2 separate regions of the Homo sapiens genome follow, and region 1 is linked to region 2. Evidence: read pairs that join two places in POLR2A ChIA-PET (ENCODE). Cell type or tissue: HCT116. All regions are shown on one strand.

What was found. ChIA-PET counts read pairs that join two places held together with the same protein. Peaks named below come from ENCODE experiments on the same cell type or tissue, not always from the same donor. Only the 100,000 strongest peaks of a DNase experiment are listed, where the experiment ranks them.
Region 1: POLR2A ChIA-PET joins it to region 2 with 5 read pairs; 4 of 35 experiments call an interaction of 5 or more read pairs at or near these places.

What each region holds. Positions count from the first base shown.
Region 1 is chr17:51,224,688-51,228,687 of GRCh38, forward strand. It overlaps MBTD1 (mbt domain containing 1), which reads right to left. Exons shown (of 17, transcript NM_017643.3): 3 at 321-522. The coding sequence starts at 474. Among named protein-coding and RNA genes, the nearest start is that of MBTD1, 33 kb to the right of the region's middle. In HCT116, no CTCF peak of the experiment used is centred here; DNase peaks (open chromatin) are centred at 2,284 and 2,478; H3K4me3 peaks cover 1,117 bases; H3K27ac peaks cover 938 bases.
Region 2 is chr17:51,126,123-51,130,122 of GRCh38, forward strand. No RefSeq gene overlaps it. Among named protein-coding and RNA genes, the nearest start is that of SPAG9, 7.3 kb to the left of the region's middle. RefSeq lists a silencer at 1,972-2,195. In HCT116, no CTCF peak of the experiment used is centred here; a DNase peak (open chromatin) is centred at 2,159; H3K27ac peaks cover 246 bases.

The DNA.
Region 1 (4,000 bases), 99 kb after region 2:
CTCTTTCAATTTTATAAGCCCATGATCCTATGCACTTATACTTTCAGTTACAGAGGCATTTCTTATCTAATTACTAAATTTATATCCACATGAAGTTTCTCACTGGCCTTTTTTTGTTGTTGTTGTATTTGCTTTCCACCAGGAGGTAGGCAAAATAAAGAGTTAAACACCAACTCAGTGATCTTATCTCGAATTATAAACGTCAGCTCTTCAAACTGCCCCTTAATAATTCTAAGGAAGGGGAAATGACAGAAGAAACCAAATGAAAACACACCCTTAAACATAAAGCTGTAGAACAGGTGAAGGTTATAAATACTCACCCATGCCAGATTTACCATCTGGGTATGTGTAGACTTGCCCATTGTTTTTGATAATCGGGAGATTAGAAGGTAAAGGAGCGACTTCTTCCTCACTCTCTTCGGAGCTGGAGCTGCTGCTTGTGTCCTCACTGCAGCTATCATAACCGTCAAACATCCCGAAAGAATCTCTTCTTTTCCTTTCAGATCGTGAAGAATGTTCAGTCTTTGAAGTAAGAGAAACCAGTGACACATGACACAACACTCATACACACCCCCTAAAAGACCCTAGCACAAATTCTGGTAAATGAGATTTGATAAATGAAAACGCAGCCCTGAGAAATAACCATTTTCTTTCTTTTTTTTTTCTTTTTTTAAAAAATGCTTTGAGACAGAGTCTCGCTCTGTCACCCAGGCTGGAGTGCAGTGACAATCTTCGGTCACTGCAACCTCCACCTCCCGCACTCAGATGATCCTCCCACCTTGGCCTCCTGAGTAGCTGGGACTACAGGCAAGTGCCACCATCCCATAAACATTTTTGTGTTTTTTTTTTTGTAGAGATGGGGTTCTGCCATGTTGCCCAGGCTGGTCTTTAATTCCTCGTCTCAAGCAATCTGCCCACTCAAGCCTCCCAGAGTGCTCGGATTATGGATGTGAGCCACCTCCCTGCCTCAAGGGATGTCCTGCCTCTGCATCCCAAAGCACTGGGATGACAGGCGTGAGCCAGTGTGCCTCGCCCAGATTTCTTTTTTCTTTTTAATTATGGGATGGGCGTGGTGGCTCATGCCTATATTCCTAGCACTTTTTTTTTTTGAGACTCGGTCTCACTCTGTTGCCCAGGCTGGAGTGCAGTGGCACAATCTCGGCTCACTGCAACCTCTGCCTCCTGGGTTCAAGTGATTCTCCTGCCTCAGTCTCCTGAGTAGCTGTGATTACAGGTGCATGCCACCACACCCAGCTAATTTTCGTATTTTTAGTAGAGACAGGGTTTTGCCATGTTGGCCAGGCTGTTCTCAAACTCCTGAACTCAGGTGATCCGCCCACCTCGGCCTCCCAAAGTGCTGAGATTACAGGTGTGAGGCACCACACCCAGCCTAATCCTAGCACTTTGGGAGGCCGAGGTGGGATGATAGCTTGAGCCCAGGAGTTTGAGACCAGCCTGGGCAACATGGTGAGACTCCCACTCTACCAAAAAAAAACACAAAAAAACAAAACAAAACAAAAAAACCATATAAAAATAATTGTGGGCCAGGCATGGTGGCTCACTCCTATAATCCCAGCACTTTGGGAGGCCGAGGTGGTCAGAGGAGTTTGAGGAGTTGAGGAGTTTGAGACCAGCCTGGGCAACATGACGAAACCCTGACTCTACAAAAAATGCAAAAATTAGCTGAGTGTGGTGGCACGCATCTGTAGTCCCAGCTATGTGGGAGGATCACTAGAGCCTGGGAGGTGGAGGTTGCAGTGAGTTGAGATCATGCCACTGCACTCCAGCCTGTGTGACAGAGAGAGACCATGTCTCAAAAATAAAATAAAATAAAATAAAAATCGTGGTGAAATATACATAACAAACATGATTTTTAAATTTGCCTTTCATCTCTAAAACTAAACTTCTAGACCAATTTGGAGTATCCAGAAAATATGGATGCTTTTTTTCTTTCTTTTTTTGATGACAGAGTCTCGCTCTGTCACCCAGGCTGGAGTGCAGTGGTATGATCTCAGCTCACTGCAATCTCCATCTCCCAGGCTCATGTGATTCTTGTGCCTCAGTCTCTCGAGTAGCTGGGACTACAGGTGAGTGCCAACATGCCCAGCTAACTTTTGTACTTTTAGTAGAGATGGGGTTTTGCTATGTTGGTGAGGATGGTATTGAACTCCTGGCCTCAAGTGATCGCCTGCCTTGGCTTCCCAAAGTGCTGGGATTACAGGTGTGAGGCACCGCACCCAGCCAACACACAGACGTTTTTAAAAATTGCTTTGGGCTGGGCGCGGTGACTCACGCCTGTAATCCCAGTACTTCGGGAGGCCGAGGCAGGCGGATCACAAGGTCAGGAGATCGAGACCATCCTGGCTAACACGGTGAAACCCCGCCTCTACTAAAAATATAAAAAATTAGTTGGGTGTGGTGCCAGGTGCCTGTAGTCCCAGCTACTGGGGAGGATGAGGCAGGAGAATGGCATGAACCTGGGAGGCGGAGCTTGCAGTGAGCTGAGATTGAGCCACTGCATTCCAGCCTGGGTGACAGAGCGAGACTCTGTCTCCAAAAAAAAAAAAAAAAAAAAAAAAAATTGCTTTGCTGGCTGGGCATGGTGGCTCGCATCTGTAATCCTAGTACTTTGAGAAGTCAAGGCTGGTGGATTGCTTGAGCCCAGGAGTTCAAGACTAGCCTGGGCAATATGGCAAAACTCCATCTCTACAAAAAATACAAAAATTAGCCAAGTGTGGTGGCTTGCACCTGTGGTCCCAGCTACTTGGGAGGCTGAAGTAGGAGGATAGCTTGACCTCAGGAGGTCGAGGCTGCAGTGAGCCACGATCGTGCCCCTGCACTTCAGCTTGGGTGACTGAGTGAGACCCTGTCTCAAACTCAAAACCAAGAACCACTTTGCTTGATACTTTATCATGTTGGAAAAGAAAAAAAAAATCACTGCTAAAAGCTCTGAAGGGTCTAACAGAAAATTTTGCCTTTCAGCTGGGTGCAGTGGCTCACGCCTGTAATCCCAGTACTTTGGGAGGCTGAGGCGGGGAGATCACCTGAGGTCAGGAGTTTGAGACCAGCCTAGTCCACGTGGGGAAATCCCGTCTCTACTAAAAATATATACAAATTAGCCGAGCGTGGTGGTGCATGCCTGTAGTCCCAGCTACTTGGGAGGCTGAGGCACGAGAATCGCTTGAACCCAGGAGGCAGAGGTTGCAGTCAGCCAAGATTGCACCACTGCACTCCAGCCTGGGCGACAGAGCAAGATTCCGTCTCAAGAAAAAAAAAAAAAAAGAAAATTTTACCTTTTACAATTTTAAGATGGCAAATATTTCAGAAATTGTAGGAGATAATATTTCTACATATATATTTATTCAGTTTTTAAAAAAACATAAACAATGGTTTAAAACCCAACCCAATTTTCTCAAGCTAAACAGTATTTCCTCAGAAAACCAAATACCACATGTTCTCACTTATAAGTGGGAGCTAAATGATGAGAACACATGGACACATAGAGGAAACAGCAGACACTGGGGCCTATTGGAGGGTAGAGGGTGGGAGGAGGGAGAGGACCAGGAAAAATAACGAATGAGTACTAGGCTACTAGGCTTAGTATCTGGGTGATGAAATAATCTGTTCGACAAACCCCCATGACACACATTTACCCACGTAGCAAACCTGCACAAGTACCCATGAACTTAAAATAGAAGTATTAAAAAAATTTCCTTTTCAAAGAAAGATACAAAGAAGTTATATCATCTTTAGTGAATGCTGGTCTTATGTCTCCTCCAAGATGTTGCCTCATTCAAACCACGAAAAAAAAAAAAAAACAAGACAAAACTAATATTGCTACTCTAACCATTTCCAAAATAAATTGCATAACTACAGGCTTTGTGAGAAGTGAAAAGAAAATAGGAGACAATAAAAAGGACAAAAAAAAAAAAAAATTGGGAGGCTGGGCGCGGTGGGTCACGCCTGTAATTCCAGCACTTTGGGAGGCTGAGGTCAGGAG
Region 2 (4,000 bases):
AATGAGAGTATCATTAACTAAGAGTTGTTAAGGAAAAATAGGTCATCTTGTGGACTTTAGAGTAAAGTGTTTACTTTTGATTCCTACAGGGAAGGAAATTCCATTTCAAGAGATTCCTTGGCCTTGCAAAAATAGTGAGGACAGTCACGGGGGCAGCAGAGGGGAGCAGTTAATGAGAGCAGGAAGGGAGGAGTTTCTTCCTAAGCATAATAACTATAATCACTGGAAGGCTGAAATTACTAGTCCTGTTGTTTGTCCAGCCTTCTGGAACATATATAGTTATTTCTATGTGAATCAATTTCTCTAGTTTCACAAATGACATTTTCCCACCTGCAAGGAGAGAGTCACTGAAAAAGGAAGAGAAGATGGGGTTCCCCGGGCACAAGGCCCTCTGGTCATGGCAGTGTGAAATGATAAGTAATTCATCACTGGGTACAAACTAACATATGTTTGGTGAGGCAGTCTAGCTATGGAATTCCAGGCTCAGAATGAAAAGCACCAGGGTATTTTTCTGAGTCCTCAGTTTTTCCTTTGAAAGCCTTTTTTTTTTGAGACGGAGTCTCGCTCTGTCACCCAGGCTGGAGTGCAGTGGCGCAATCTCAGCTCACTGCAACCTCTGCCTTCCTGGTTCAAGCAATTCCCCTGCCTCAGCCTCCCGAGTAGCTGGGACTACAGGTGCACGCCACCACACCCAGCTAATTTTTTTTGTATTTTTACTAGAGATGGGGTTTCACCATGTTGGCCAGACTCATCACAAACTCCTGACCTCAGGCAATCTGCCCCCCTTGGCCTCTTAAAGTGTTGGGATTACAGGCGTGAGCCACTGCCCTCAGTTTTTTTTTTTTTTTTTTTTTTTTTTTTGAGACAGTCTCACTCTGTCACCCAGGCTGGAGTGCAGTGGCAAGATCTCAGCTCAGTGCAAGCTCCACCTCCCAGGTTCAGGCGATTCTCATGCCTTAGCCTCCTGAGTAGCTGGGATTACAGGTGCATGCCACCACACCCAGCTAATTTTTATATTTTTAGTAGACACAGGGTTCTGTCATGTTGGCCAGGCTGGTCTCGAACTCCAAGCCTCAAGTGATCCACTGGCCTCGGCCTCCCAAAGTGCTGGGATTACAGGCGTGATCCACCATGCCTGGCCAAAGCCTTTCTTTTTTTTTTTTTTTTTAAGAGACAGGGTCTCACTCTGTCACTGAAGCTGGAGCACAGTGGCACGATCGCTGCTCACTGCAGCCTTGACCTCCCAGGCTCAAGGGATCTTTCCACCTCAGCCTACTAACTACAAATACGCCACCACCCCGGCTAATTTATTTTTTTACTTTTTATCGAGACAAGGTCTGGCTCTGTTGCTCTGGCTGGTCTCAAACTCCTGGGCTCAAGTGATCCTCCCACCTCAGCCTCCCAAAGTGCTGGGATTACAGGAGTGAGCCACTATGTCTGTCCTTGAAAGCCTTTTTAATGTGCCAAAACAAGATGGGTAAATGTATCCAGGTTGAAGTTAGAAGGCCTCTAGACAATAACTATTCTGTTTTACTCCCTGTTCCCCAAGAGCTTTGGATTCACTGGAATTGCCTCTAAGAAGAGGCTGTACACATGGTTGAAGCAGGAATCCCAGTATTGAGGCTGTTTTTGATGGGGCCAAGGAATGTCGGTCATATTTGTGTGCAGGTCTATTTTCTCTCTCCACTTTTTCTGACTTGGGCTGAGTGGATGAAGAGGAGGCCCACCACCACCTCTCAGTATACTTTGTACACATAGAGTTGCATTCATCTGGGAATAAAAGACATATTTTCAAAACAGTAGGTTTGATACAGGACAGGCAAGCTCCCAAATTGGGGCTTAGCCAGGGAGGGTTGTTGGCTTCCTCCAGGAAAGAATTCAAGAGCAAGCTGGTGGTATTAAACAGCAACTTGTATTGAAGTGGCAGTGTATAGCAGCAGCAGAGGTACTGTTCCTAGCGAGCAGGGATACCCCATAGTCGGTGTGCCCAGAATAGCATCTCAGAGGCAGTTCTGCACTCATATTTTTACCCACTTATAATCACATGCAAAATAGGGGGCAGTTTATGCAGACATTTCTAGGAAAAGGGTTGTAACTTCTGGGTTGTTGGGTCATTGCCATGGAAATGGGTGGTAACTTCTGGGTGTTGCCATGGCAATGGTAAACTGACAGGGCACGCTGGTGGGTGTGTCTTATAGAAAACTGCTTCTGCCTTGGGGCTTTTTTAAGCTAGTCCTCAGTTTGGTCCAGTGTCCAACCTCTGCCTCTGGAGTCCAGTCCCTGCCTCCTACCTCAGGTTGCTTGGGTTTTTCCCTCCCAATTATACAAGAAATGCATACTCACTATAGAAAATTTGCTAAATATGAGCCAGGCACGGTGGCTCACGCCTGTAATCCCAGCACTTTGGGAGGCTGAGGCAGGCGGATCACGAAGTCAAGAACTCAAGACCATCCTGGCCAACATGGTGAAACCCTGTCTCTATTAGAAATACAAAAATTAGCTGGGGATGGTGGCGCACGCCCATAGTCCCAGCTACTCAGAAGGCTGAGGCAGGAGAATTGCTTGAATCTGGGAGGCAGAGGTTGCAGTGAGCCAAGATCGCACCACTGCATTCCAGCCTGGCGACAGAGCAAGACTCCGTCTCAAAAAAAAAAAAAAGAGAGAGAGAAGAAAATTTGCTAAATATGGCCAGGCGCGGTGGCTCACACCTGTAATCCCAGCATTTTGGGAGGCTGAGGCGGGAGGATCACGAGGTCAGGTCAAGACCAGCCTGTCCAACATGGTGAAACCCCGTCTCTACTAAAAATACAAAAATGAGCTGGGCATGGTGGCAGGCACCTGTAATCCCTGCTACTCGGGAGGCGGAGGCAGGGGAATTGCTTGAACCCGGGAGGCAGAGGTTGCAGTGAGCTGAAACCACGCCACTGCATTCCAGTCTGGGCAACAGAGCAAGACTCCATCTCAAAAAAAAAAAAAAAAGAAGAAGAAGAAAATTTGCTAAATATAGGCCGGCCGTGGTAGCTCATGCCTGTGATCCCAGCACTTTGGAAGGCCAAGGTGAGTGGATCATTTGAGGCCAGGAGTTCAAGACCAGCCTGACCAACATGGTGAAACCCAGTATCTACTAGAAGTACAAAAAAATAGCTGGGCATGGTGGCAGACACCTGTGATCTCAGCTACTCAGGAAGCTGAGGCAGGAGAATCACTTGAACCCAGGAGGCAGAGGTTGCGGTGAGCTAAGATCGTGCCACTGCACTCCAGCCTGGGTGACAGAGCGAGACTCTGCCTCAAAAAAAGAAAAAGTATGGGAGTGGAATATGGCTTCTGTTACTTGATCAAGGTGGATAAAGATTTATGGAGACTTTGGATTCATATAGTGACCTTTGCTCTCTGTCTTCTGGTCTCAAAACAATGTTCCTTGTTTTCTTGGTCTCTGAATATCCAACTGGCCTTGAGAGTTGTAGCTGTGAGCTACTAGAACTCAGAATCCATTCTTTTCGCATTGTTCCCTGTATAACTTGGCCACCTTTGACTCTAATGCTACCCAAGTCATCTCTGAAGTGTGGCTGTGATGGTAGCCTTCACTGCAACCCTTTCCTCAGAGCCACCTGCTGTCTACCACCCACCCTACCCCAGCATCCAGGCTAGGGTGGGGAAAGATAAACCTCTGAGCCTTCCATGGCCTGATCCCACAGCACAGCCAGTTTGATACGCTTGTTTTTTAGATTGGTATGGGGTGGTCTTCAGGGCAGCATCTTTCTGAACCCCAAATGAGAAGAGGGTAGGGCCCTCAGGATTACTTTCCATTATCCAGCCCATCTCCTACTCTCTGGGATGAAACCTGGACTTCCAAAAATGTGGGCACATATCTGACAGTTTTATTCTCTTCATTCCTGTTGTCTTTTTTTTTTGAGTTGGAGTTTTGCTCTGTTGCCAAGCTGGAGTGCAGTGGCACAATCTCAGCTCACTGCAACCTCTGCCTCCGCCTCCTGGGTTCAAG